Regions from separate parts of the Homo sapiens genome. Here all the other regions are linked to region 2. Evidence: read pairs that join two places in POLR2A ChIA-PET (ENCODE). Cell type or tissue: MCF 10A. All regions are shown on one strand. Each heading gives the region's core, and the rest is flanking DNA. Links, peaks and the distances in the headings are about the cores only.

Region 1 (9,736 bases), core at 1,177-9,176, 210 kb before region 2:
CCCCTCAAGCTCCCTGTTATGCTCCCCTATCCCAATGTCCCTGGCCTCCCTGGTCAGCTCTTTTCCTGGGCTTGAGGTTACCTGGTCATTTTTGTTTCATTCTTTCCGGTCTGCATTCTCAGAAAGCCCTCGGGCCCTTTCCTACCTTGGGAGGGTCTCAGGATGGAGAATTTCATCCCCCATCCTTCCCAGCCCACACTAATGATCATATTTCTGAAACAGCCTGGAGGGGAGATTCCTAAACTCCTAGTTGTAGAGTTTCAGGCTGAGGATGAACAGATAAATAATGGCTTGCCAAATTAATTAATTATTTTATTAGCCTGAGTAATTATTAATCAGGTCATTAATCACCCAGTTGTGCACTATGAATAGTAATTATGTGGTTGGGGGTGGGGGACGACAGTGGTGGAGCAACTTATGGTTTTAAGGTCTGGCAATATATGGACCTTCTCTTGGTCCTAGGAAGATTTCAGAGGATTTATGGGCTCCATCTCTCCCCTCACCCTCACACCCATGCTTAGAGATTAGGAACAGAATGGGATCTACCTGGATCCTTTTGCAAAGGCAGACATCAATTTCATCCTTCCCCTCTTGACTTCCAGAGTTCAGAAGGATGGAGAACATGGAGGCAGAGACATGTACATGGAGATGAAAGTGAAGAGAACGTGCTCTTGTGAGTGTGTGTGCGAGTGTGTGTATGTGTGCGTGTGTGTATGTGTGTGTGAGCGTGTGGTGTGTGTGTGAGTGTGAGTGTGTGAGTGTATGGTGTGTGTGAATATGTGTGAGTGTGTGAATGTGTGTGCGTGTGTGGTGTGAGTGTATGTGAGTGTATGAATGTGTGTGAGTGTGCGAGTGTGTGAGTGCCTGAATGTGTGTGAGTGTGTGTGTCAATGTGTGTGAGTGTGCATGTGTGTGTACCAGGGTGAGACTGAGACAGAAGCAATTCCTAAATGTGCCAGACGTCTCCACGGCCTCAATTTGACTGGTCATTTGATATAAGAGAGCAATGCTGGGATTCACTAAAAATTTTGCCTTTGAACCTCATGTTTTGGGAGGTATAGATGCCACCAGAAGCAAGGAAAAATAGAGGAGGCTGAAAACAGAGACAGGAGGAAGTGCAAGGTGAGACAGGAAATAAGTGGAAGAGGGAAGGAGGAAAAGTAGAATGAGCTCTTTACCTTTGAATTGACTTTATGTTTTTGTCTTGCTGGGATGGGTGGTATTCCCTTCCGGGCCTTCTTTTCCACACTCCCCATCCTACTCAGGACCTTCTCTTTCCTGAGATTTGGAGTGGGCTCCAGCTTCAGAATCTTTCTCCTCGAGCTATTTCCAAAGACTCTGTCCACTGCCCTGTAGGGTTGGAAGGAGGGGAGTGAGGATAAAAAGAGATGGTGAAGTGATGGCAGGTTACACTCATCCTTGACACCAGGAAATCATTCTGCAAGTCCCACCTCCATGCCTCCTACTGTTTGGAGATCCCATCAACTCATATCCCTGTGTGGTATCCCTTTGGATAACAGTAAACTCCTGCCTCTCAAGGTGCCCCTTTCTCCAGACCTCCTTTTCCCTGGGCCAGGTGCTCCCAGATCCCCTTCCTTCCACTGCTCACTTGGGGAGGGGGCACTGATCATGCTTTTCACCCCCCTAAGGCCCTCTGCTCATAGCCCCTTTTACTTTCTGTTTATGGTAAATTTCACCCTTATTTACAGTGGGTCCCGCTTTGTTTATGACCTGCTTGAGGTCAGTTTTATTTTTGTATCTCCAGTTCCTCTCCCATGCACTGTTTGTTTATGCCTCCTGTTGGTGCCCCCTTTGCAGGCTCCTCTGCAAGACCCCACTCTGAGAGGGCGCAGGGGAAGGGGAAGGCCTGGATCTGAGAACCTGGGTCCTGCAGCTCCAGGATACGGTTGGGCTAAGGAGGGGCTGAGGGGTGGCCGTGGCAGCTCCATCTCCTGGGTCTTACATCAAATGACCAGTCAAATCGAAGCTGTGGAGAAATGGAAAGATACCTAGGAAGAGGAAGGGACTGGAGGTGGCCGCTGGGTCCTGAGAAGCCCTTGCAGAAATTGGCCAGGGAAGAGGCCCTCACATGCCCGATCCCACCTGTTTGGGGCTCAGGCTGCTGTGAGAATATGGAACCCCCAGGCTCCTCAGGCCCCAGTCCTTGCAGGCCTGTCCACTGGGCATCCCTGTTCAGTGTATCCTCTCAGCAGAGCTCTGGGGGCAGGGCAGGGGGTCAGACTCAGGGGCAGCTCCTGACATGACAGAGCCTGCCATGAGATAAACATGGGGCCTGGAACCCAGCCTCTTGTTTGGAATTCTTGGTGGTTGGGGAGGGTGATATGGGGAGGGAGCGGTTGGTGGGAAAATGAGTGGAGTGGGGAGAGCGGACCTCATGGAGGGTCCATGGGTGCTGAAAGAGGAGACCATAGCCTGGCGGCCCTTGACGTCACTCAGGGACTTGTTGCTAATGGCTCTGGGGAAAGGGCTAGCATCCAAAGTCCCTTGAGATTGACTTACCCTCTTATGAAAGCACCCAGCACCACCTCTGAGTAAGCACCTGATGGGCACTGGGGAGGGAAGAACGGAGGATGGAAAGAGCTGTGGATTCTCAGCACCTTAGGGTAGTGCAGCAGCGCTCACAAGTTCTTCTCTCTGACTTCCACCTCCCTCTGTAAGGGATGGGGGCGTAGGGAGGGTGGAGTGAGAGTGCCCGAGATTTCCTGCTCTTCCCTCCAGAGTCTCCCTGGGAGTTGTTCATCTTCAGCCAGGTTCTGAGTGTTATCTAGAAGACACTCCAGGGAACTAGCTCCAGCTCTGTGGGAGCCTTATCTTGCCTGCAGACAGACTCAATTAACCTCTTCTCGCCCTCAGTGCATGTGTGGAGGGCATCTTCCTCCCATCCCTGGTGGCCGTCCTTTCTTTTTCTTTTTCTTTCTTTCTCTTTTTTTTTTTTTTTTTTTGAGATGGAGTCTCGCACTGTCGCCCAGGCTGGAGTGCAGTGGCGCGATCTCGGCTCACTGCAAGCTCCGCCTCCCAGGTTCAGGTCATTCTCCTGCCTCAGCCTCCTGAGTAGCTGGGACTACAGGTGCCCGCCACCATGCCTGGCTAATTTTTTGTATTTTTTTAGTAGAGACGGGGTTTCACCATATTAGCCAAGATGGTCTCGATCTCCTGACCTCTTGATCCACCCACCTCAGCCTCCCAAAGTGCTGGGATTACAGGCGTGAGCCACCGCGCCCGGCCTGGCCCTCCTTTCTGTATGTCTCTAGGGGCATCCCAGATATTCCTCCATCTCCATGTCCTCCCCCTCCCCAGTATTTATCAGGCTAGGACACCGCTGGAAAGGAGGTGTCTTCTATTTTCTCTTGCTCCTTTCCCCTGAGCTAACCCTGCCCTGCATCCCTGCTAAGCCCTTCTTAGGATCTTCCCTTCATCTCTCTTCTTCCATTCATCCTTTCCTTAGAACACAGGCATTCTATGGCCAGGCGCAGTGGCTCACTACTGTAATCAATTCCAGCACTTTGGCAGGCCGATGCCGGCCGATCACTTGAGGTCAGGAGTTCGAGACTAGGCTGGCCAACATGGCAAAACCCTGTCTCTACTAAAAAACACAATAATTAGCTGGGCGTGGTGGCGCGCACCTGTAATCCAAGCTACTCGGGAGGCTGAGGCAGGAGAATCACTTGAACCCAGCAGGCGGAGGTTGCAGTGAGCCAAGATTGGGCCACTGCACTCCAGCCTGGGCAAAAAAGCGAGACTCCATCTGAAAAAAAAATTATTATATATATATATGTCAAATTCTCAAAATAACCATGAGGAACTATTATGTCCAATTTACAGAAGAGTAAACTGAGGCTGAGGAAGGTCAAATCATGCTAAATCATGTGCCCAAGATCACGCAGCCAGGAACTGGCAGAGGTGGGATTCAGTGGTCCTTTCGAGGTGGCCCATGCCTGGGGGAGTCGGCCCCCTCCCTCCCAGGCTCGATGTAAGGAGCCTGGAAGGGGCCCTTGTGGTGCCCAGGCAGCCCCCTCCTTCTGGCACCCAGCAGGGTTCAAAGGAGGGGCTGGGAAGCTGGGCGGGGGACCCCTGCCTCCACAAGCCTCCCCCAGCCTGGCCAGATGCCTTTGGGGCCTGGAGACAAGGGGCAGAGAATGGAGCTGCCATAAACAGTGTCCGGCTGCACCATGAGGCTGTAAAACCAGCCCAGCAGAGCTGGAATGTGGAGGGATCTAGGAAGGATTTTCCGGTGGGTCTGGCCTGATAGCATCTTTGGGGCCTGGGGTCAAAAGGGAGCCCACCTCCCTTCCCTCCCTCTTCCCAGCCATCCTGCTGCCCTCTCTTTTCCCCTTCCCCCACCTCCTTTGCTCCCACTTCTCCCCCCATCTTCCTCTGCTCTTCTAGAGACTTCTGTCATGTTTCTGTAGCTGTGTCTAAGTGTCTCCACCCCTACCTGGTCTCTCTTGGCCCCTTCCTCTCTGGGAGGTGGCGCAGCACCCACTTGAATCTGTTGGCTGCGTAACTTTGGGGCTCCTCTATCTTATTCCCCCTCATCTGTAAAATGAGGAATAATGCGGCACCTATCTCAGAGGCTAGATGAGGTAAGATCTGTAAAGCACTTAGGACAGTGCCTGAGTCATATTAAATGCGATCTAATTGTCTGTTAATGTAATAAATATTAGTGTGTCTGTTTATTCCGGTTTCTCTTCCCTGCAGAGAGATCTGGGTCAGCTGGTGGGCTTTCCTCTACTTATTCCTTTTCACAGCCTTCACTTAGGTCCAGGAGGCGGCTGGTGGTGCGACTCTAAGGACAGGATGAATGCTGGACATCCCACCTCCCACCAGGCCAGGCCCCCAAGTCTAGCTTTGCAGACCAGGCTGCCATCCCTTCTCTGGCCAGCAGAGGGAAGCAGATGCCCAGACTGTGACCTCCAGGAAGGGGTGTGCGCTCACCTGGCCCTGCTGAAGGCCGAGGAGGGCGATGGGAAGGGCCCAGTGGTTTTGTGTCTAGGTTAATTCCCAGATGCTTCGCTCCTGCTCCCGTGCTTCCGTGTGTGAGGATGAGGTGGGGAAGGGGTGTCTTGCCTTGTTACCCATGTTGTGACATGTACAGGGGCAGTTGTGTGTTTTAGAATGTACCAGGACCACCAAATCAGCGTCCTGTGGCCCCAAAGGACTCAGAGATTGTCTAATGGGCCAATCCCCTTATCTTCAGCTGGGGAGACCGAGCCCAGGGAGGGCAACGTGCTTGTTCAGGCTTGCACGGTGAGCTCATGGCCGAGCTTTCAGACGGTTACTGCACCATTCTTACTGGTGTGCATCTCTGAGTTGATGAGAAGTGGGTGTGTCTGCTGTACCACACAGAAACCCAGGTCTCAGAACAAGTGCCTGCTTCCCCCCACCTCCACTGCTGGGGCTAACTCCTGGAAGAGGCCTTGTCCTCCCCTTCTCTGGCTTCCCTGTCTCTGCACCAGCCTCTTCCTCATGGCCCAACTGACCAGCTGAATGAAGGATATTCACTACCTTCCCTAGAATCCAGGTGTCTGGAGATTGGGGCTCTTGTAATGATAGTGAAAGCTGCTGTGATTACTATTGTGGCCAACCTTTGTAGACCACATGTAGTCGTTGTCACGCATCAGATCATTTAATCACTTAATCCCGCATCGATCTTTCAAGGGAGGCACTCTAGCTATTCTCATTGTACCCATGAGGAAATTGAGGCACAGAAAGGTGGAGGACCTTGTCCAAGACTGCACAGCCAGCAGGCAACCAGGCCATCCCAACCCAGTGACGAGTACTAAGCAGGATGGATCCCATGTGATGGTGCTAGCCATACCCCCAGTAACCACCTCTGGCTGCTTGTGGAATGCTCAGCATGTGCCCAGCACTTCTCATTTGATCTTGGCTGCTCACAATAACCCTGTGGCATATGTTTTATCTCCACTTTGCAGATGAATGAACAGAAGCTCAGCTAGTAAGCAGAAGGACCAGGCCTCTATCAGAGCTCTGGGGGGCTCTATGTTAAACCCATGCACTTAATCATCCACTGGTCTGGTGCTCTGAAACTTTACATCACCTTAGGATTTGTCAAAATGTAGATTCTGACTCAGTAGGTCTGGCGGCAGGGCCTGAGATGCTGCATTTCCTTTTTCCTTTCCCTCTTTTTTTTCTTTTTTCTTTTTTCTTTCTTTCTTTTTTTTTTTTTTTTTTGAGACAGAGTCTCGCTCTGTCGCCCAGGCTGGAGTGCAGTGGCGTGACCTCAGCTCACTGCAACCTCCGCCTCCCGGGTTCAAGTGATTCTACTGCCTCAGCCTCCCGAGTAGCTGGGACTACAGGGGTGCGCCACCACCATTGAGGCACCTGGGAGCAGGCTGCACTCCTTTTGTTGGCCTCATCCTGTTTGTCTGGGGTTCTCCCTCCTTCCTCCCCACCTCCTCTGCTTCTTGCTGTCTCTACTCTCCCAGCCCTGGCATTTCATCTCATCTCTGTTCTCTGGTTGACTCTGTTCCCAGCCCTCCAGGACTCAGAGTCACAGGTGTGATTTTGAATGGTCATTGACCAGTTGCATGGCCAGCTCACTATCCCTTTCTCCAGCTCAATCCGACCTTCCCATGACCTGAGCCTGGCTTTCTTCAGCAGGAGACCTTTAGGACAGACAACACCCAGAGGCTGACAGAGGGGACCTCCCTGTCTGAGAGGTCCTAGAACAGGAAAGTGGGGCTCATCCAGGCTGTGGGAATGGACCTTCTGCAGGAGCCAGACTGGATGGGGGCCTCTAGAACCTCCCCCCTGCATTCAGTGGCAGCATTCAGATTAATCTCTCCCCTGGCCTTCAGCTGGGAGTGTAGTGGAGTGTTCACAACCCTTGGTCTTTTCATGCCGATGATACTGTCTGTCCTTCTGGGAGGTCTGCTGGCCTCACATTTACCTGGAGAACGAGCTGCTCGTCAAGTTGCTTACCAGGGCAACCACACCACAGAGCAGGCGTGCAGAGCTGGGTCCTGCAGCTCTCCTGGCCCCAGATGGGGCTCAGGTGGCTGAGGGAATGACGGTATCTCAGCTCTCAGCTGGGACTCAGACTGGAGAAAATAGGAGCAAGCAGCTCTCTTCCTAGCCTTTTCCTGGGTACTTTAGGAAAGTTCCTGCCCCCTGGGTGGAGACCCGATAGTTGTTCATCCCATAAATGCCTACTGAGCACTGCCTATGTGTGAGGTGCTCTGATGGCCATGAGAGCTTGAGCCCACCTCAGGTCTGGGTGACTGAAAGAGGAGGGCTCTGTCCATGGGCCAGAGTGGGAGGGAGGTCCCAGCAGCACCAGACAGAGAGGAAAGGCCAGACAGACCTTTTCTGGAGTCAGGAGCTGAGGAGGCATGGAGGAGGAGTGAGATGCCTCCCTGCCCTCTCTAACTAACCCCCTCCTGCACATGGGGGTTCTGGTCTGTAGATGGTGAGCTGGGCAGGTTGCTCTCTCTGCCTCTCCTGGCCTCATTTCTGTACTTTGAAATATGACAGCATGAGGCTAAGCCAGGAGTTCTCAGGAGATGACTTAGAAGCACCTGGGAGCATTACAATTCTGATTCCTCGACCCCTCTGATCTAACTGCTCTGAGGTCCTGGGGTCAGGACCTAGCATTTGGTCCCCTGAGCCCTGCCTGATTCTAATGGGCAGCCAGGTGATGGGTAGTGGAGGCAGAAGGCTGGCGGACCTCCTACAACCCCTCCAGAAGGCTAAGGGGGCACCCAGGGCCCTTCCTGCTCTGTCAGGCTGCAGTTTGGGGGAAGCCACTGTGCTTGAGTTTTTATAGTGCTAGGCACTGAGTGGCGTTCATTTAGACCCCAGACAGGCGCTTACTATCCCCACTGTGGGAAGGAAGCTGAAGCCCAGAAAGGTAAGTGGAACAACCCTGAGCTTTTTATTTATTTATTTTTTATTTTCATTTATTTATTTATTTTTATTTTTTGAGATGGAGTTTTGCACTTGTCACCTAGCCTGGAGTACAATGGTGTGATCTCTGCTCACTGCAACTTCTGCCTCCCAGGTTCAAGCCATTCTCCTGCCTCAGCCTCCTGAGTAGCTGGGATTGCAGGTGCCTGCCACCACGCCCAGCTAATTTTTGTATTTTTAGTAGAGACAGGGATTCCCCATGTTGGCCAGGCTGGTCTCAAACTCCTGACCTCAGGTGATCCACCCACCTTGGCCTCCCAAAATGCTGGGATTACAGGTGTGAGCCACCGACCGCACCCGACCAATCCTAAACTTTTAAAATCTTAGGTCCCCACCACTGCAGGTCTATAGCGTTTTCCTCCACTTTCTCTGCGTTGGTTTCTCTTCTCTTGATGGACAAGACACTTTCTTTTTCCATCTCCTGCGCTCTTACCTACCTCTTCCTCTCTTCTCTCTCCCTCTAATCTCCAGAGAAGGTGCTTATCAACTATTTTCTGAGAAGTCCTCCCTGTCATCTGTCCCAAGTTTCTTCTCCAAGGAAAGTCCATATTCCCTGATCTCCCCTTGTAGGTGGGGAGGAGAGAGCGCTGCAGACATTGCCTCTGACTGTCACTGCTGTTCCTGGCTCCCCTGGCCTCCTGCTCCCTTCTTCTCATCTATCACCAGTTTTTGCCCTTCTTCCCTCTTCAGAATTCTTTGTTTGGTTTATAACAGAGGTAAAAAGCCAGAGTAATTAATTCCCAGAGAGAAATCCTCTCCAATTCCAGCAGGAAGGATTGAGGCTAGATGCCTGGAAAAACTTCCAAATAGCCTAAGTGAGTAGTTCTGAATAAGGGTGTGGATCCAAGGGGAAAGACTGGTCTCTCTCCAGGCTTATAATCCTCTTCTTCTTCCTGGTCCCCCCTTTACACATGCCCACAAACCCCTGCTAGGGTGACTTTGTGCCCATCCCCTGACCTCTTCATGAGTGCTGCCAGGGGCTCAGAGATCATGGGCTCCTCAGGGCCACACTGATGCTGAAGGATGGGTTGGGGCACCCTCCTGCCCTGGCCTTGACCATTGTCCCTGCTCTGGGCCCTGTGGCCTTACCATCCACTCCAACCGTCCCTCATCTTCTCAGGATGGGATGCTTGGAGGGTCTGTGTGTGGGAGATCTGAGGGTGTGCTGGGTCCATCTGTGGAGCCAGCCGTGTGTGTGGCTGTGCATGGGGTGAAGGCATACCTGGGGGTCTCGGTGTGCCTTTGCCTCAGCCCTTGCCCCAGAACTCCAGAAGGCCCCTCTGGTCTCTATCCTGCCTCTGGCCCTGGGGTCAGCTGGTAGGTGGGATGAGTTGGTGAGTGCACAAGCTTGGGAGAGCCACTGACACTATGAAGTAGGCATGCCGACACCTGAGGCTTCCCTGATGTTGCACTGAATGCCCTCAGGCCCCAGGCCAGATCTGCTGTCCACTATCTGGCTAAATGGGCCCTTACCAACCAGGCCCAACCTTCTGAAAGTAGGCACTGGTGGAGGATTGAAGGGCTGTGTTGGGGACCTTTTGGCTCTTCCTTCTAAGGGCTCCTAGTCTGCCTCCCTCCAGGAGCTCTGGAGTGGTGGGTTTCTAGATGGGCAGAACCCATCAGTCCCATCTGCACCCTCCATTGCAGGTCCAGAATTATTCTGTAGCGGGTCAGTTCCTGACCCCTCTCTCCACATCTTTGTTTTTTTTTTTTTTTTTGAGACAGAGTCTCTCTCTGTCGCCCAGGCTGGAGTGCGGTGGCGCGATCTCAGCTCACACGGCAAGCTCCG
Region 2 (9,736 bases), core at 633-8,632:
AACAGGGAGACAAACAGCGCCATAAAAGTGGCATTTCGGGGCTGCGGAAATGTACCTATCCGCTGCCTTCTCAAGTGGAACAATCTTTAGGGTTTTGTGATTCTGACAAAGGAGCAGAGGAGAGGTGGGAGGGGAAGATTAGGGGAAGAGGGCGTTTGCTAGCCCCTCTCTACCCCCAGCTTTCATTTCTTTCCCCAGATGCGTGTTGTGTTGTTAATTCGTAAATGATAGCGAATAAAAAATGATTCCAATCCTGACCTGCAGGCTGGGCTGGGATTGAACAGTGGGCCGGGCCGGGTGGGCCTGTTCTGCATCCCATGCTTTCCTCAGGGTCCTCCAAGCCCGCGGCCCTCCTTCCTGCCCGCAGTAAGGCCGCTCAGGCCGGCTGCAGGAAGCAGGCCGCGCTGATGGACGCTGAGGGGAGGCGACAGGGCCTGGGAGCAGGGGCGGGGTGGAAGCCCGGAAACGCCGCTCTCGGTCTGGGAGAGAAGCCCGCATCCCAGCGCTCCCGACCAGGGGAGAGAGGGGTGTCTTGGCCTCCACTGGGTGGGGAACAGGAGTCAGAGTTCCAGAACAGCAAAATGGCCAAAGAGAGGTGTGAGGAAGGAGAAAAACTATAGGCAAAACACCTTTCAAATGGACCAAGAAAACAATGCTTCTGGAATTGGGGAGGCGGTCTCCTAAGCTCGAAAGAGGAGCTGGTGCTTCAGCGACTGCGAAGTCCCTTGTTGCGACTTGATTGCCCCCCAGTATTATCGAAACAAAATTTTCACCCCTTCCTACCCTCCTCCAGCCACCGACATTGGAGTTTTAATAGAAGGAGAGAGTAGGAGATTCAAATGATGGGGAAGGGGCTGGTCCCTACAAGTGTCTCACCATCCTGTAAGGTGATGCTACGGGGAGCAGCACATGGGCTGGGTCTCTATTTTTTTTCACGGAGTATCTCCCCAAATATTCAGAGCGACACCCTGCACCTTTGGCAGAATGGGCAGCTTGAGATATTAAATGACTATATTTCAAGCAGTCTGATTTTAACAGTTTCCAGATTGGGGGATTTCCGAGAAAGGGGGCGCTGGGCCGAGGCATACCCGGCAGCTTGTGTCTGCTTCTGATTAGCAGATTAAAACTGCTGGTTCTAGGAAGGCGCCCTGGGGTGCAGTACAGCCGATCAGCCCCACCGGACTGTTACACACACATCCCCACATCTTTGCGCTTGGGGTCCCACGGCCACCAGGGAGCACCCCACTCCTGGCTAATCTCTGGCCAGCTTCCTTGGGCCTTGGGCACACCATCCCCCAGAAATGCTGCAGCTGCACAGCGTGACCCAGTCACCCCCAGACAAACATTCAAACTAAACACCAGAGTAGGGGAGACAGAGATTGGGAAGAAAAGAACTAGGAGAAGGGGATCGAGGAGCTGAGACTGCATTGAGAAGTAGAAACTACATCTAATTCTGATTGTATTGGCTTTGCCATCTTTCTCCTTCCCTCCTTCCTTTCCTTTCTTCCTTCTTTTCTTTCCTCTCTCCTTCCATGTCCCATCTCTTCTCTCTCACTGTGTTTTTCTTCTTTTTCTTCCACTGCAGTCCCCAGTGCCTGTCCTGCTCCCTGAGGCCTGCCTGGCCTTCCTCCTAGTCACACGCCCCCTCCCAGCCTTCTTTCCCAGCCATCCCTGGAAGCACCAAAGCACCAATGCCGCCAGGCAAGAATCCAGCCTGGGCCCTCACCCAGCACCCAACTTTCATCTTCACCTATCTCTTCCCTCCAATCTCATGTACTCATAAATTATTACAATTAATTACAGCCAAGGAAAGCCATTCATGCCGTGCCTCTCCCGCGCACTCCATCTAGCCACCAGGAAACTTGTAGGCAGCCAGCCGGGGAAAGCACAAGCTGGGCCTGGGCCTCAGCAGCCTCCACCCCACCCCCAGAGACCCCCCACCCCTCCCTGACTGGAGAGAAGCAGCTGCAGAAGCAGACGTTTGCCCTTCCAAGGTAGAAGGAGCCCATTCTCTGGCTCCAGCCTCCGCTAGATGACCTGAGCACTTGCCTCCTCCACAACAGCAGACTGGGAACCACAGGGAGGAGAAATAACGAGAACTGGATACAGTTGGGTTTCTGGTTAAGTGACTTCAATATATTAACACAGGGCTGTTCTACCATAACAAACAGAAGCACGTTACAGGACGGACGCTGGGGACGAACCCTGGGGATGAGAGGGAACACTATGTACAGCCCAAGGCGCCGGCCTGCACGGGCCCGACCTAGCCCGCGGCATGGTCCCCAGCCCTCACCCCTCAGCTCCTGGGCTGGGAATCATTATCATGTATGTGTGTGTGTCTTTTTTTTTTTTGTACAAAATCTGCACGCAGAGCGCCCCAGGCCCGGGGAGGGATGACCTGGACCAAATACGATACAGGGAAAAAAAAATAGAAATATAGCGATTCAAGTACTGGCTTCTCTGAAGAAAGGAGGAAAAAAATCACATTTGTATGTGTCATTTATTTCGGTTGCGCTGGGGAAAGAGAACGCAGTTTCTCTCCCCGCCTCCTCCTCGCTGGGTAGAACTAACTCTAAAACACCAATATCTCAACACTGAACCCTCCCAAATCGCAAGAGTTTTCTTTTCCCCTTCCTTGTTTTTCTTTTTAAGCTGATTGGCTTTTGTCTATCTTGCTCTTTCCTTTTCTTTTTCGTCTCTCCCCCGCCTGTGTTGGGGTATTTTGTGGGGTTTTTGTTTTTCCCTTGGCTGTGCTGAGGCAGCAGGCTGGGTAGGGTTTAGGACTGCTCCTTGTCGGTTTTCTCTTTATTCATCTTTTTCATCTTCATCCTTCGATTCTGAAACCAGATTTTGACCTGCCGCTCGGTGAGATTGAGAACCCGGGCCACCTCATACCGACGGTCCCTGGTTAAATACATATTGAAGAGAAACTCCTTCTCCAGTTCCAGCGTCTGGTACTTGGTGTAGGGGCAGCGCTTCTTCCTCGTGGAGCGGGCGTGAATCCAGTTGGCCACGGGGTTGCCTGGAGGGCCAAACACAAGCAGGGGTCAGTGGAGCCCCTTTCCAGCCCAGGACTTCTGCTACTCTACCCCTAGACTTAGCCAGGCTCCCCAAATGCAATAACTGAACCTGAATTTGGACACATTTTGCTTTAGGAATTTTCCTCCTTCCTCGTTTTGCATTCTGTCCCCTCCCCAGCTTCCCCCTTTTCAGTTTCCAGCACCTAAAACTGTAGGAAATCCAAAGCTATCAAAGCCCCTCTAGTCTGGTCCTCAGCTTCAAGAGTAGTAATTTGAGAATATCCTCATAAAAAGTCCAAATTCCCAACCGTTTCATAGGCCCATAAACGCTTCTCTCTCTTGTTTTTTATTTTTATAGCAAGGTCTCTCTCCTCCCCACCTCCCTCCTCCTCTGCCCCCTCCCATCCTCCCAGCCCACGACCAAGTCCTGAAATTTTAGCAGTTCTGCTTCCTGACCCTGAGAATCCCTAAACCCCTCACCACCCTCTGCAGCACCATCCTCCCGCTTGGAGTTCAACCCTGCTGAGGCGAATTCTCAGGGTGATGCTGAGACGGGAAAAGTCTTTCTCCTCTCCCCAGAGAGCCGCTGGCCTTGGGGACAGGCTCCCCTATATCTTAGTTTTCCTGTTTGGCCTCCAGTGCCCCCCTCCTGCCAGCCCCAGGACAGGCTCTGCAGGAGCCAAGCCTCCAATTTCAGGTTTATGGGAGTAGCTGAGGGCAGGGAGGGAAGCCTTCAGAGGAGTATAATTAGGCCCTGGCCCCTTATGGGGCTGGAGGAAAAGATTTCCTGCAGCCCCCTCCTGGGACTCCCCCAGACACTTCCTCACACCCAGGGGTCTGCACCCCCTCCCCTGCTGTTTCTCCTTCTTTCCCCTTTTTCTGGCCCTGCAGCTCCCACCTGCCCCCCACCCTAGCCCTCCTGTGCAATCCTCAGAAGGCGCCTGTCTCCCTGATTGGAGTGAGTGAGTGAGAGTGAGTGTGTGTGTGTGTGTGTGTGTGTGTAGAATTCTCTAATCTGGGGAGATGCCCACTCCTCATCCCTGATCCCCATTCTCAATCCTTCCCCTCCAAGACCCTCAGAAGAGGGTTCTCAAGTTTAAGGAGGCTCAGACCCCACTTTTATCCCCACTTCTCTTTGAAAGTCCTGATCTCTCCAAGTTCTCAGGCTTCGAAATACCTCAGACCCCTCACCCAGTGCTCCTGGGGGAGAAGTCCATGGACCTTCTGTTTTGTGAATCTCTAGTGGGGTGAGGACCTCCACGCTGACTGGGAAGCAGGGGTCATTCTCGCTGGGGGTATCTCCTCTGTGCCCCCAGTGTCCTCCTCACCTCTTCCCTGTCCCATCTCAAATCATAAACTGAACTTCGCCCCCAGCCCCATCCCCTGGCCCTGTCCGCCTTTCTTCGAAAGTGGTGACTGAGCCAAAAAGCCTGGGCTGGGAGGAGGGGGCAGGGGTCTCTCATCAAAGCCAGCTCCTGAGAGAGGAGCTCCCCTCGGCCCTCTCCCAACCTGTCTCCCTGGGCCCCATTCTCAGACCTCCTGCCCCTGAAAGCTCCCCAAGGTAATTCGCTTTTATTGAGTCCTCGCCCCCTCGCCCCTCTCCCGCGCTCCCTGCACGGTTCGGGAGGGCTGTAATTCGGCTGCCCCCGCCCGTCCTCCCCTCCCCTCCCGCGCCGGTTGTAAAGGAAAATTGCTCCCAACTTACTGGGGTCCAGGTCGGCCTTCTCCTCTTTGTGCTTGCTGCCGGCGAGCGCGTCCGCCTCGGGCGAGGGCAGTGTCTGCGGGGCGCGGTCGCGCAGCTCCCCGGGCGAGCCGTACATGTAGTCCGGGTAGCTGCGGCCCTCCCCTGGGCCGCAGTCCGCGCGGCGCCCGGGGTAGGCGTCCGGCTTGAGGGCGTAGTGACGGCCCCCGGCCGGGAAGCTGGGGAAGGAGACGGCGCCGGACAGCGGCTCGAGCCAAGTCCGCATGTAGCGCGTGTCGGCGCCGAGGTGGGGCTGGGGGCCGTACGGGTGATATACCACGGACGACTGAGAGGGCACGGGCGCCCACGACGTGCTGAACACTGCCGGCTTGGGCGCGAAGCTACAGGACGGAAAATCGCTACAGTCCGGCACCAAACCGCTGGGTCTGGCGGCGGCGGGATGAGCCCCGGTGGCCGGAAACCTGGACGCTAGGAGGTCTTCATTGTCGTGAGAGATGAGCGAGTCCACGTAATAGTTACTGATGGGCCCCGTCGCCGACATCGTAACGGGGTTTTACATACATAAGATTATTGTATGAACTGTATATGTACTTTTTATCTGCTCACAGAACAATCAAGTCAGGTAATTATTTTTCCAGCCTTTTCCCCACAGCTCATTGGCTCCCCGGCCCCCACGTGATCGTATTTACCCAAAAATACGGCGCGGATCAATGCGCAGGGGCTTTTTTTTCCTTGCCTTCTTTTCCCCCTCTCCCACCCCCTTCTCTCTGCTGCTCCCCGCGACCTGCGATTTCCTGGGGGTCCGGAACTCTGGACCCAAGGCACCGGTCACCCCCTCAGGACGGCTCCTAGCTCATCTGAGAAGCCCCTGTGCCCATGTCCACCCATAAGCAGATGGCCTCCCCCCAACCATGAGGATTTTTTAATGGGGTGAAAATGCCAGTCCCCGAAGCCAGGGTTCTCGGACCCCCAGGGCCGAGCTGGGCGCGGGAGCCCCGCAGGGGCGGGGAGGCCGACCGAGGTAGGTGGAGGAACTATTTCTTGACGTAATCCGTCTCTGTCGGCCCCGACGCTCCCGCAGTCTCTGCGCGAGCCGAGATCAGCGATTGTCAGTTCGGAACGTGGCTTTTAAAAATGCGTTTTTAAATAGTGTGTATGTATGTATTTCTTTCAGGAGCAGCAGGGGCGGTGAGGGAGGGAGGGTGGGAGGGGACTGGGGAAGCTGAGATACAGGGAGGGAAGGAGGGAAGGGGAGCGTTCTTCTGCCACTGGCCAACTCTGCCCCCCAAATCTGGGGTAGGGGAAGCCTGGGGAAGGTGGTCCCTGGGTGGGAGGGGTAGAACCTCAGGATCTCATACACCTTTATCAGCAGCCTCAGAAGTCTTCTCTTTGCTTTGGCACAGATATACAGGCGCCTTTATTTTAAATTTATTGTCTATATCTATTTATCTTTCTTTGCCAGCTTGAAGAAGTGTAGGAGAGATCTACACAACTTAAGTGGGGCGTCCCCATCCCATCTTCCTGCGCACCCTCCTTTGCCCCCAACTCCATCTCTGCGACACTTCCCCACCCCCACTCCCCCCAAAAAGTCGCTCCCGGGCTCTGTCTGCAGAGAGCCAGGGTGAGAGCGGGCAAGGCAAAAGAGCGACCTCGGTCGTGGGCAAGTAGCTTGTTTTTACGTCCCTCAATAAAATTTTTATGAGGATCATTTGATTGTTCATAAATGTATCTTTCATTAAATAAAATTGTAGGCTGTTTTTGGAACGGGAAAAAAGCAACGGAGGAACAGGAGAAAGCAATTTCTTTGGGGTCGGATGCAGGAATTCCAGAGGGGGCAGTGTGATTGCAGAGGAATATCAGACAACTTGGATTCCTCCCCCCAATAAGTTGGTTGCTACCCTCCTCCTTCAATTGAGGGTTTGTGCCCAGCCCTCTGCTTTGCATCAGACTGTCCCATGGTGGTGTAGTAAAGGGGGGCTTTAGTCAAGTAGGAAATTATCAGGGTGGGTGAAGAAGAGGGGGCATGGAGGTTGGCTGGGGGGTGGGGAGAAAGGGACAGGTGAAACCCCCAGAAATATGGTGCACTTAGGCAGGGTAGAGTGAATTTAAAGGAGGGGTGCAATTTCAGGGTCAGAAAGGAAGAGTCCCAGTCTGTGGCCAGGGAAAATAGACAGGAGCTGAGGTTGAGATGCAGGCTCTGGAGGCAGCAGGGTAGGAGTCTTCCCAGACCCGGCCACGCCTGCCCTTCTTTCCCTCTCCTGTCCCCAGGAGGGGACCAAACGCCAGGGGTAGGGGCGGGGGCTAGTTTTCTCCTGCGTCTCTATGGATCTTTCTCCTCTGGGGTGGAGAGGGGCTGGGGAGAGTGTGTATAGTATGTGTGTTCCGGGGGGAGGAAAGTTAGGGGGAGACAGCTGCAGCTGGCAGCACCGACCCCAGCTCCATAGGCCCCCTCCCAAGTCTCTGCTCCTCCCCCTCTCTGGCTCTTTCCTTTTCCTTTTTGGTCTAAGGGGGCGGCTTAACGGGGCTGGGATTTCAACTCATGGGGGAGGATGAGGGATGTGTTTGGTTGGGGAGAGGCGACTTGGGGGTTCAGCTCCTTGGCGCCACTGTCTTCCCCTCCCTTGAGCTGGACTGAGCTGGGAAGCCCAACTTACAACAAGAAACAGAATATCTCTTTGGCCTTGATGGAGTTGGGTTAGCTGTCAATCAAAAAATCTCCCTCACTAGTTCAAGGAAAAGACAGGAGGTTCCAGTCCCCCTGCCGAGGCTTTCTCCAAATCCCCAGTACAGCCAGCACCTCCCCCAGCCCAGGGCGGCTGAGGACCGGGCCCGGCACTTGGGCGGCTGCTGGCAGCGATGAGCAGAGACGTTTAGCCCTCAGCGGGGCCCGGGGCCAGACTGAGACCAAGAGGACATCAGGGGACAGAGCCTGAGAGAGACTGAACCCGAGACAGCCTGGGACAGACCAACTGAAACATGGAGTCAGGCCCAAGAGAGGAAAGAAGGAAGCGGAGCATTAGAATAAAGGGAAAAAAGGGGGAGAATTAAAAGAAGGAAGGCAAGATGAAAAGAGATAGGAGAGCCGGGAAAGGCAGGCGTGCAGAGAGGGAGGCGGAGGAAGGGCGGCCGTAGGCAGGCAGGACGGGGCAGGGGCGAGCTGGCGGAGCAGCCGTGGCATTGTGCAGCCCGCTGGCTTGCCGGGCCTTTGCCGCGGGACCGGCTCCGGGCGCGGCGGCCACTTCTGTCTGGACACAAAGGCGGAAGAGGGCTCCTCTCCTGCCCCTCCCAGGAGACTTGCTCGGATGGGTACTCTAGGCCTCAGGGATATAGAACCCCATATTGGTCCAGACAGCCGCTTAGGCAGCTGGGGGCTGAGCCCTGCTCTATTCAAGGAGCGAAGAAACAGAAGAGGAAAGAGGTTTCACCCCTGCTCTTCCTTTGCGTCTTCTCCAAGCGACAAGGCCAGCTGCCCCAGCCTCAGCTTTCCTGGAGGAAAGAGTCCCTAAGGAGCCTCCCCTATGGGCCTCTGCTATTTGGGAGAGTTCCTCAAATAGACATTGGGGCCGTAAAGAGATGCCCCCTTCTCTCCTACCCCCTTTGAACACCGCCTTCTTTTCAACTCTTGAGCTGCCTGCGCACCCTGCCTGCCCACTCTGCGGAGGCGGCAGCAGCGGGCAGTGAGGCTCACCGGCGGGATCCCTGCTGCCGTGAAATCCCCTGTGAAACCAAGGAGATTGTCGCTTTCCTTTATTTTATTTTATTTTCTGGGACTATGACCTCCGAACTCTTCCCACTCAGAGGCAGGCACGGCTGTGGATCAGGAAGCAGGCCTCGCCCACAGCCCCTTCCCAGCCAATGCCTCATTTTCCCTGCGCCCTTCGGAGAGAGGCGGCCTTGGGGAGGGGGGCTAGAAGAGGCTGGGAGTTCCGGAGTCCACTGGGCGGAGGTTCCGCAGGTCCACAACTGCATGTGGCCTGTAGCCCCCATTCTCCACATTTGGAGGGGTGTGGGTGGCAGACCAGGGCTTTGAAGCGGACCTGCAGATTTCCCTCAAATCCAGGTTTGTAGGTGCGGGGGGCGGGGCACAAAGGATATAGGGGCACCAAGAAGGAAGGTCTGTCTTCCTGGGGTTCAGTTACTCCTTCTGAATCTTCTGCCATACTCCAGACTTCCCCTCACCCACATACTCCCTTCAATTTTCCTCAGCACCGCTGGGGCAAACCCAGGGACTGGAGGCCACTGGGAGTTCTTGTTGGGGAGGGGGAAACCCCAGCTTTAGCTCGCAGCTGTGCATTCACTCTGGTTCTTAGAGTTCCCTCCCACCCCCAAAAGACTTCACTGGGCACAGGAGAGACCCCTGAGGGGGAGGGGCACCCTTACTCCATCACCTGAAACCTGGGCAGCTGCGGCCACAACCAAACTAGCACCGTGGGAAGGACAGACAGAAAGATAGACAGGTTAGAGTCGTCCCCTCCCCCTGCCCCGCGCCTTCCTTTTAGTGATTTAAATTCCCTCCGGTTCAATCCACACCGTCAAGTTCGGATTAAATTTAAAACAGGCTTTCTCCGGTGTCCCCAGCGGGCCATCCCGGCTGCCGCAGGCAGGGAGCCCGCTCCCGGCTCGTCAGCACCCGCCCTGCGCGGAGAAGGCCGTACTCCATTTGCTTTCATTTTCCTTCTCCCCCTGAAATGGGCTCATTTCACCTCTCCACTGCCCTCTTCCCCTCCCCGCCCCCTCCCTGGTTCCCCTCTACTTTCCCCCCTTCTCTCTCCTGATCCCTCTTTGTTGGGAAAAACACACCCACACACAACTCCTCCTAGCTAAGGCCTGCGCTGGAAGCAGAAACTGAGTTCTCTTGGCCTGCCGCGAGGAAACCCGCGTCCTGCCCCCACCCAAGGTGGGTATCTGGGATCCCTACACACCAGGAGTCAGGTCCCGAGGCCCAGCAGGAGTGAAATCCCCAGGGCCTGTGAACGTGGCTCTCTCAAAGCCACGGCCTGCCGGGCCTGCATTC
Region 3 (9,736 bases), core at 1,185-9,184, 63 kb after region 2:
TGAATTAGCCAGATAATTGTCCCTAATTTTTTACTTTACTCTCTTTAAACTCTCACAATTACCTATCCAATTTTGGTTTCCTAAATTCTAGCTCTAAATTTCCAATGAGATTTAATCAACCCTAAAAAAAATCAGTTTAAAAAGTAGACAACTGGTTTAAACTGGTTATTTTTCTCTATAGGATGCCAAGGATTGATTTAGCCAATTTGTCCTGGATCAGACCAACTGCAGGTTGGTTTGGCCTCCTGGGGAAATAACTCCAGTCTTGCCTTCTCAAAGAAGCCCCCTTTCTTTGTCTGCTGCCTTATCTGGAAAGGAAATGGTATGTAGAGATGAAGAAACATCTGGTAGCTTGGACCTGGAGATGTGCGTACACTGCCTAAAGTGAGTGGGGGCTTAGTTATTAATCTTACAATCACCCCTTCCCTAGTCTCCCTCCAGATCACATACACGAATGACTTCATGCCTGGAAACCTAATAGACACCTTTGAGGAGTAAATAAAAATCATCTCAATGCTCAGCCATGGCTTTCTTTTTGGGCTTCGGGGCCCCTCTGTTCAGCTCCCCACAGCCCACCCACCCTTGACCACCCGCCCCCCCACAGGCAAGCTCTGGGCTCTGAAGAGTGCCTTGTCCAGCTAGAAATCCAGCTTGCTACTCTTCCCAACCCAAATCCAAAGGCTTGTCAGTAAAGACTTCTAGTGTGGTCCAAATAGCCCACTGTTTCTTTCTCCCTCTTTCTCTCTCCTAAACCCCATCTCTCTTTTTCTCCCTTTCTGATTCTCTCCTGGAATTTCTGCTTCTCTCTCTCTCTCAAAAAAAAAAAAAAAAAAAAAAAAAAAAAAAAAAAAAGTCTACACTCACCGTAGGGAGAAAAAAAAAAAAACCAGAGCAATAAAGCAAGAGTCTGTATAATTGGGAGAAGGAAGAAGCCACGACACATCTTGGCCCTAATTATCTGGATCTTGCTGAACAATTGCCTCCATCTCCCACACCAGCCCAGACTACCACAGATGAGGATTCTCAGAGCCAGAGGCACTGTAGAGAGACAGCAGTGTTTATGCCTACATGTTGCCGAACAAACCACAATTGCACAGACAGAGTTATCTTGAAATCTCACTACTTCTAAAAGATCTCTGAGTGGGTAGAAAGATGGAGAGTGTCTGAAGATAATTTCTTATTCGTCTGCCTCTTGTCTGTACCTCTGCACTCACTGAGATACATCAGCCCAATTCTATTTCCACACGGGGATTGTGGGAGCACATAGCTGCTGAGGCATGCTAGGTTTTATATCCATTTCCATGCCATAATTTGCAAGTGTATTAAATCTCAATTGGGATATACTTTTTTTATTTCAAAGATATTTTTCTCTAGGAGGCTGTGATCAAAAAAGTATTTATTTTTAGTGGAGTTTTGTTTTGTTTTGTTTTGTTTTGTTTTGTGTCCTAGGAATCTTTGAGATGTTTATTTTGCTCAAAGATATTTCTCAGCTTCTCTCCAATCCTTCACCCCTACTCCACACCACATTCATACATAGAACAGCTCCTTCTCTTCTACCTCTTCACACTAAACCCATTGCACATTGCTCTGGGCCTGTGCCCCCAATCCACAGTGGGTTTGGTGGGCACCTGATCCCTTACCCCTTAGCCCCTTGGCATAGCCCATTGGCTTCCCTGCCCCAGGAATTCCTGCTGGACCCCAATCTCCTAAGAAGCTTTGTGTTTTGGTGAGATAGAGAATTAAAGGGCCATCTCTCTAAAATACATTGCTGTATTATGAACATGTGAATTGTCTTTCTAGAAATCTATTATTGTATATTTCATATTAGGTAGTTAATAAAAGAAATCATATTATATAAAAATATTACAGCCAATACAGGGTAGGTGATGCATAATACCATGTACTAAAATTGCACCATCCTTAATTCTGGCAATCAGAAGTCAGGGTGCCTAGTGTAGGTCATACCCTGGTATTGAGTTGTGTTATACTAAGTAATTTCATAATATTCACAAGAATGTTATTTGCTACACTCTCTAATATCACTCAGTATTTTTTTTTAAACCACCTACCTCTTCTTCCAATTCCGTATGCAGAGGAATTTCAGGCCCACCCTTAGGAGGTCTTTGGGTCTATGCTTTCCAAGGAAAACATCCCTGAGCTTGGCACGTGGAGCTGGTCGGGGAGCTGGGCACTGTCGGGAGACATCTGTGGCTGCCCTGGGCCCCCCACCCCCAAAGACCTCTGTAGGTATCAGAAGGGAGAACGCTCTCCCACTGAGCTCTGCTTACAGGGAGAACAGACTCAAATGCTGGACTCCCTAGACCGGAATCCTGATTTCTCAGCACAAGGCAGGATCCAAAGCTCTTGGTGTGGTTTTGGGAAACCTGGGACTGGTCTTGTCCGCAAGGAGAGCGGTGGGATTTACAGGAGCCTTTCTCTCTTCAACTGGAGACGGAACAAGAGGGGAATGAATTCTCCCTTCCCATCCTTAGCCAGACAAGACCAAGGGGTCCCCAGCCTGGGTCTGGACTCCAGAAGCCCCTGAACAGGTCTTGAACAGGTCTTCCTCTCCCATTTCTCATCCCCACGCCCTTCTTTCTGTGTCTGGGGCACCAATAACTAACTCTCTTTCTCGACCACATATGGGGGAGTTGGCAGTGGAAATGTCTATAGGTTTGAGCTCAATATACCAAAGAGGCAAGGAAAACTTTACAATGCTGGGGAGGGATTCTAGCCTCCTCTCCACTCCCTCTCCAGAGATTTTGGATCTTCTGTTCCCTCAACAATCAGGAAATTCGTGGCCAGATTTTTAAAATAAGTCAGGAAAGGAAAAAAATAAATCTCACATTTCTGTAGACCCCAGCAAATTAGTCCCCTATTTAAAAAATACTGTCTAGTGCCTGAACGATCCTGCGAATTCTGTCAAAGAAAGTGGGGGTTCTTATTCTCCGCCCTCCCCAGTTATTCGGTGGGTTGGGGGTTTTGTCCTGGATTCCAAGGCACTATAGGCCCACCCCGCCCCCATCCCTTGCCGGAAGCAGGTTTAGGGGCCAAGAGCCCGGCGGGAGGCTGGAGCCTGCAAGGGGAGGCGGAGGCGAGCTACCGGACAGAGCAGAGCCGGCGGCCCGGCTTTCGGGCGCCTGTGATTGCTTCATTCTCGGCCGGGCAGCTACAGAGAACGTGTCGGAGCAGATTTCTTCCCCGGCGCATTCCTCAGTGCAGCTCGCCCGGCCGGCTCCATAGGCAGCCCAGCCGAGCGGGCGCGCCGGGGCCAGACGGCGGGGGTGGTTGGGGCGCGGAGCCCCGGGGCAGGCAGGGCGGGGAGGGGTCCCCGGCGGCGGCGGCGCTCGGGTCCCTTCCTTACCTGGGAAGGGAGACTTCCAGAGGTGGGCGGACTGCGACTGCTCCTTGGAGCAGTACACCTGACTGTCCCAGCCATTGGAGAGAGCCCAGTGCTGGTAGCCTTCGACGGGGATGAGGGCGTCGTGACGCGGCTCCGGGTGCCCGCTGATCCCGGGCACCACCGACACGTCCAGGTAGCCGGGCATCGCCTGGTAGGAGCTGGCGAAGCTGGGGTAGAAGGCGAACTCCTTGGCCCTAGAGGACAGGTCGTCACCGGGCAGGGCGCCCGACGGCTCCGGGTATTTATCGCCCGGGTGGTAGGCGCAAGGCTTCTGCTGCAGGTTCACGTTGTGCGACAGGCGGCAGCCGTAGTAGCTGCCCCCGAAGGGGTAGCCGTAGCCCAGGGTGGCGCTGGACGAGGTGGGGGGTGCGGGCGGCGGGGCACACTGGCGCGCCGCCTCCGGGGCCGGGATGTCCGTATAGACGGCGCCCTGAGGGGCGCCCAGGGGAGCCGGCGGGCGGCCCAGCACGGGGTGCGGAAGCAGGTCGCGGCAGTGGCTGGCCGGGCAGCTGCTGCCCAGACCATCCATGCTCGGGGCTTTGCCGGGGCTCGCTCCGCTGCAGCCACCCCCCGCTCCGCCCGTGCCGCCGCCTCCTCCTCCGCCGCCGCCGCCGATGCCGCTCTCCGCCGCGCTGTCCTCATAGACGTACATAAGGCTCTCCGGCCAGCGTGGATGCAGGAGCAGCGAAGTCGTCATGACATGATCTGCTGGAGCTTTTTAAAAACTCCACTTGCCAGAGGCAGCGAGCTAGGGAGACACCTCGCTCCTGTTTCCCCTCCCCCCATCCCTCCCCTCTTTTCTCTCCACCCCTCCCCTCCTCCTAGTGCTTCCACCTCCCTCCCTACATTCCCTCTACGCATGCGGAGACACTTCATTAAGAAATCCGCCGGCTCCCGCTCTCCACCTCTCAGCACCCCTCCCGCGCCCACGTGACCCGCTCTGCGCACGTGATGCCCCGGCCAGGTCTCCTGGGGTTCCCTCCCCTCGAGGTGGGGCGGGGCGAAAGGGAAAAAGTCTGTGCTGATTGGATCTCAGGTAGGCCAAAGGAGGCGGGAGCTGGGAGATTTAAAGGGACAGGGAGACGCCCCCGGCAGGCCCCAGGGAGGGAGAGGGAGGGGGGGGAGGCTGAATTTGGCCGACGCAAAGGGGTGTAGGGAGGAGAGCGCTGTAACTGGGCGCCTCCGCCTAGGCATAGGATGTGCACCGGAGAGACAGACCCCCTACCGCCAAGCCGATCACTGTGACTGCTGAAGTCTCTGGATTGGGGCTTGAAGCTAAGGGTGGGGAAGAAACCAGGTTTTAAAAAATAATAAATGAAGATAATAGAAAACAGTCAGGAGCGCTCTGGCCCTGGCAGCTCGCCTCCGCTCGCGGCTGGAAAGAACCCGATGCTGCGTAGCGAGCCTTTGATGCCGGGATTGTGTTTCCATTTCCTACCTTCAGCCACATTCCCCAAAACTCTAGATGTCTGAAAAGGACACTCTGCTTTACCTCGCTGGATTTTTCTCAAGCGGAGAGGGGTGTGACAACCCCCAAATACAGAATTCATCACCTGGGGCAGGGGATCGAGAGGCAATGGAATATACTCGGCAATAAATGGAGAAAGAATAAAACGAGGGAAATAAAAGCAATAGAATAGACTGATATTTCAATATGTAATAGAAATAAAAAATCTCAGAGTGAGGTTTTTCAAAGAAATGCGGGTGGTGGGGGCGCAAGATTCAGCCTGGGAAAGCTAAAAGCCCTGGATGCGAAGGAGAGCGCGCTTTCTATAGGTATACAAAAGAAAACGTGGAAAATGGGGGAGATTCAGTGCTACACCTTTGGAGGGACCTCTCTCTGGCGCCACTCTGGGGGACCCTGCAGAACCCACCTCTGCCCTCAGGGGCCTGGGTTAAGCCACATGACACAGTCCCCAGTTTGAATACCCGCAATGGAGCTCCCACGGCTTTCTTAGGTCACCCTCTTTTAGTGAGGAATAGTTTCATGATCTAAAACTGCCCCCTATTTCAAAGAAAAAATTAACACCAACTTACTGATTCTTCAAAAGCTCTCCCTTCTTTCCTCCCAATCTCCCAACTTGTCAGGAGCCTCAATAGAGTCACCCCTTTCTAAGGGAGCATCTCCGTGGAATTGAGTCAAGTTCCCTTTCAGCACAGGACCTCCCTGAGAAATCGTAATGAAGAGAGAAAAATAAGAGGGGAAAGGGGCTGCAGCGTTTCCTTCTTTCCTCCCTCTGCCACAGGTTTTAAATGCTGAGTGCTCGTGTGCAGCCAGCGCACAGACCATGGCCACAGAGCAGCGCCTCGCTCAGCCAGACCTACTGCACCCCTCAAGTGGAGAGCAAATGGACAGGTCTGCAGAAACCCCTTCGGGCCACCTCCCTCCTCTTTGTGGGGAGAAGGTGGTGTTTGACGGTTGAGAGCACCCGGACATCGGTGAGTTAGGATAGTAATTCTTATCTGCGTGATCTTCATCCAGAAGGGTCAGCTCAGAGTTCAGAAAGCAGGCTGCGGGCTGGGCTGGCATTAGGAGGAAAAATACAACAGAAAGAGAGTTAAGACATAAGGAGACCAGCTCGAGTGTGCATTGAGGGCAATGAGGGAGGGGCGGGGAGAGATGAGCCCAGTGGAAGATAGGGTCTTGCTGGGAGCCGGCTCTGCTAGGAAACTGCTTATCCTGCTGCTGGAGTCCAAGGTCAAGGTAAAACGAGGAGAGCAAACAGGGCCTGGCCAAGTCTAGACTGGGTTGTATGACGTTGGCCCCCTTGCCTAAGGCCTGGCTGGTGGGGGTGGGTGGGTGGAGACGCCTGCCTTTTTCCAGCCGCGGGTAGTAGAAGTGGAACCCAGATCCTGGCCTCCCCTTCTGTGAAGTGCTGCTCCCAGGTGGAAGTAGTGGGGCGCTGTGGACAGGGTTCTGCAGGGCTGCCAGGAGAAACAAAGGGCCTGAAACGCCCACCCCATTCTTGGGGCTCCCTCCCCGGTCAGGCCCAACGCCGGACCCGTTTTCCGCGGGCCAGGACTCAAAGACACGTCCCCAGCCTTTGGGAGTAGGAACCAGAATGGCGGGAGTGGGAACCAGAACGGCGTGAAGGATCTGGGTGCAGGGCGGCCAAGCAATAAATAAAATTAATAGTATGGTCTTTTCCAGGTTTATATGAGGGCATTAACTATTCCTATTGCAATGAGATATAGATTTAATTAATCCGGCAACTTTACAATTCCATTTATTAGGAGCACTATGCGGCCAAAATTTAGTGGCGAGAAGAAAGAAAGGGAACCATAGTCCTCTTCCTCAAGAAGACCAGCCGAAGTTGTAGGCCCCTAAAGCGACTTGGAGGAGTGGGAAGGCTGGAGGGGAAAGTTTGGGCTAAGGGCGCTAAAGGCGGCTGGGGAAGTCCGCTTGCTCTGAACAATTCCCTCTTCTTTTGCTTGGTTCCCCAAGACCTTTCGCGCCTGCAAACGCAGTCTCCAAGTCTGGGGCGAGCCGGGATCGGGAAGGGAGGCGCCGAGGCAAGAGCCTGCAGGAGGGCGGTGGAAAGTAAAGCCTTGCTGGTTAATTAACTTTAAGCCTGGGGTGGTTTCTTCCCCCTCCCCCGAAAAAAAAATGTGGATCTCGCTGAGACACAAGTAAAATCAAATTAAACACTCCAGGAGAATATGCACCACTAGAAACGTAGTAATTACATCTCCAAGGCGATCTCGCCCTAGAAAGCCTTTCCAGGGCCTGGCGCTGAAACCCTCGGCTGCGGTGCTCACCCGGGCGCGCCCCGCCGGCCTTCGGGGATGAGGCAGTGAGGTTTGACTGTGGATGAAGTTTAGAGAAAATCCAGCTGCTGGTATGCGGAGAAAGACGGAGCATTTAATTATACGAAAGGAAAATGGAAAACGGCTCCTCAGCCTCGTCGGGAAGCCCCGGCTCTGCTCTCGGCTGCTTTTTCAAAGGGACTTCTACAACCGCGGAGCGGCAGAAGCCACTCTGCCCTCAGCTACAGCTCATGAACCAAGCTCTCGGCTAAGTTCAACTCTGAAATGTTTTCTTTTAAATGATCCAACACAGAAAGGAGATATTTAATATGCTTTTTCACGGGAAGCGTCTGTGTATGTGCGTGTGCGCGTGCGCTTGCGTGCCTGTGAGTTTAGGGATGGGTGCAGGCTGCCTGCACCGTTTCAGCACACGGCCTTGTGGACACAGCCCAAATGAGTTCCTAAAGATACCCAGCTCTCTGCCTAAATCCTCTGTATGCAAATAAAGGTCTCTGCTTGTCTGTCTGTATACACTTTTAATTTACATGTTCTTCCTACGCTACTTACAAAGACATCCCCCAGGAAAATATAGAAAAATGAAGAAGCAGATGTCTGTGTCTTTTTGAAGTCGAGGGGTGGAATTCATGCCCCACTGTATCTAAGACGAAGTCAGAGGTGTAACTTAGCAACATTTGCAAGCGGAGGGTGCAAGCCTGATGCACACATTTGAGGGCTGGGTGTAGCTTCAATGCTAGGCTAGGGAAAAGGATGAAAGAAATGGCGTTTCTGTGTCCCTTATTCAATGCCCAGATTTTCTCCTCTGAAAATTAGGTGTCAGATGATTTCTCTCCCTGCAGCCCTTTTCTCTGTTTCCTCCATATGGGCGGGGGGCGGGGGGGAGCTTAAAGCGCTGAAGCTCCTGCTCCCCCAACCCGCTTTTAATGGGAGAAATTCCAGTTTTAAAAAAGGTGGGGGTGGGTTGAGGCTGTAGGAGAACAAAGAGCCTCACCACCATGGGGTCTGGATTCTGGCCCAGACTTGGGGCCTTATAGGGCAGGCAAAGGGTTTGGGGGCCCTTTCCTGTCCAAGGTTCAGGCTGCCGATGGAAGAGGAGATTTGTGGAGGATAGAGGAAGACAGGGCCTGAGCTAGCCAAGAAAGGGATGTTTGAGAGAGGCCACTTATAGGAAGGGATTGGGGGTTCAGAAAGGGCATATGAGGGGGTATACCCTTGAGGGTGTGTCAGTGTGGGAAGACCCTCCCACATGCTTGGAGAAAATTCCTGATGGGCTGCAGAGGGTGATATTGGTAGAGAAGGAAAGAAAACTGGCTGATCCTGCAGCTCCCTGGACCTGCCCAATACCCTCCCCTCCTTTTTCCGTTCCCTCCACTTCTCTGGGCTCCAGGAGGTCCCTTCGTCCCTGCAGCCATGGACCCTGCAGACATGGATGCCTCCTCCCAGGCTCCTGGATCCCTCTGGAACCTGCTCTACTTTGATCTCTCTACTCCCACAGCCCAGCCTCTGAAAATGGCAACTAGGCCTCTTCTACTAGCTTGGGAACTCACCTCCTGGACAGCAGCTGCCATCCTGGCATCTTCCACCTTTAGTGTTCTCCCTCCCTAGGCCCCCAGCTTGAGGGAAGATGGGACCAGGGTAGCTGAAGCATCACTTTGCTCCTTGTTTCAGAGTTTTCCGCTCTTAAACCCAAACTTGCCTACCTCCAGGCCCCACTTATTTTCCTGTGATAGATATCAGGGAAATCCATTCCTCTCTGCTGCCTAGTTAGGACTTGCAGTGCTGGCTAAGGTTTGGGGTCACCCGGAAGACCTTTTCCTCTCTGGCTCTGCAGGGATCCATACAGGGGGTCCAAGTTTAGGCTATCACAAATCTTCTCCTGGTTTCTCCTCCAGGATGCCCCCAGCTGCAGACTCTGCTTGGTGGTGTACTGGGTTTGGTCGGGGGACGTCAAGTGGCCCCTTCCATGGAGAACTGTCAGAATGCCTCCTCTGGAGGCTTCTGGAGTCCCTAACCCCAGTCCTCTTTCTTTCACAGCTTCCCCGCGCTCCTAGCCCTGCCAAGCTCATCACAGAGCCCCTTCCCCAACCTTCCTCATCCCCTCCTTCCTCAGCCCTTTTCTAGCCCTTACCCCATCCACCCCCTTTTCTTTTTGGGCAATATCTCAGTCTGTCACTTGGCCCCCTCCCTACTCTTACCTTTCATTGACAAAAGAAGTTCAGGGAATAAACACAGAGTTAAGAAATTAACAAAGTATCTCCTCCCGCCTTCTGGCTTCACTACATCCCCTACCCCCACCCTGTCCTCTACTGGGGGAAAAGGCCTCCTGTCCCCTTCCCTTCCCACTAAACACCCTTCCCCTTTTAGGAAGCCCTTCAGAAACAGACAAGTAAAATCTCTCTCGGTTTTAGGGCCTGTCTGAGAGGGAAGTCCAAGTTCATTTTCAAATTAGACAAGAGAGCTGAGGGGGGATGGGGAAGAGGTGGAGGAGTATTTGCTGGGGGCTGAATTTGGCTTCCTCGTACAGACCTAACAAAAGCCCCTTTTGGTCAGAAAGCCAACAAACCGAAT

What was found. Peaks named below come from ENCODE experiments on the same cell type or tissue, not always from the same donor. Only the 100,000 strongest peaks of a DNase experiment are listed, where the experiment ranks them.
Region 1: POLR2A ChIA-PET joins it to region 2 with 11 read pairs; 28 of 35 experiments call an interaction of 5 or more read pairs at or near these places.
Region 3: POLR2A ChIA-PET joins it to region 2 with 32 read pairs; 5 of 35 experiments call an interaction of 5 or more read pairs at or near these places.

Annotation. Positions count from the first base shown.
Region 1 is chr12:54,203,146-54,212,881 of GRCh38, reverse strand. No RefSeq gene overlaps it. Among named protein-coding and RNA genes, the nearest start is that of SMUG1, 19 kb to the right of the region's middle. RefSeq lists a silencer at 2,043-2,337. In MCF 10A, for the core only: a CTCF peak has its summit at 4,886 (motif pointing right); a DNase peak (open chromatin) is centred at 4,921.
Region 2 is chr12:53,995,716-54,005,451 of GRCh38, reverse strand. It overlaps HOXC9 (homeobox C9), which reads right to left and starts at 5,291. Exons shown (of 2, transcript NM_006897.3): 1 at 4,726-5,291; 2 at 2,115-3,022. The coding sequence starts at 5,263. The coding sequence ends at 2,778. HOXC-AS1 (HOXC cluster antisense RNA 1) reads left to right here and starts at 5,442. Exons shown (of 2, transcript NR_047504.1): 1 at 5,442-5,743; 2 at 6,185-6,430. HOXC-AS2 (HOXC cluster antisense RNA 2) reads left to right here and starts at 8,667. Exons shown (of 3, transcript NR_047505.1): 1 at 8,667-8,782; 2 at 9,543-9,619. RefSeq lists an enhancer at 9,667-9,736. In MCF 10A, for the core only: no CTCF peak of the experiment used is centred there; a DNase peak (open chromatin) is centred at 5,411.
Region 3 is chr12:53,933,271-53,943,006 of GRCh38, reverse strand. It overlaps HOXC13 (homeobox C13), which reads right to left and starts at 4,176. Exons shown (of 2, transcript NM_017410.3): 1 at 3,365-4,176. The coding sequence starts at 4,100. HOXC13-AS (HOXC13 antisense RNA) reads left to right here and starts at 3,364. Exons shown (of 3, transcript NR_047507.1): 1 at 3,364-3,536; 2 at 5,650-5,842; 3 at 6,638-7,679. In MCF 10A, for the core only: CTCF peaks have their summits at 3,686 and 3,887; DNase peaks (open chromatin) are centred at 3,166 and 4,366.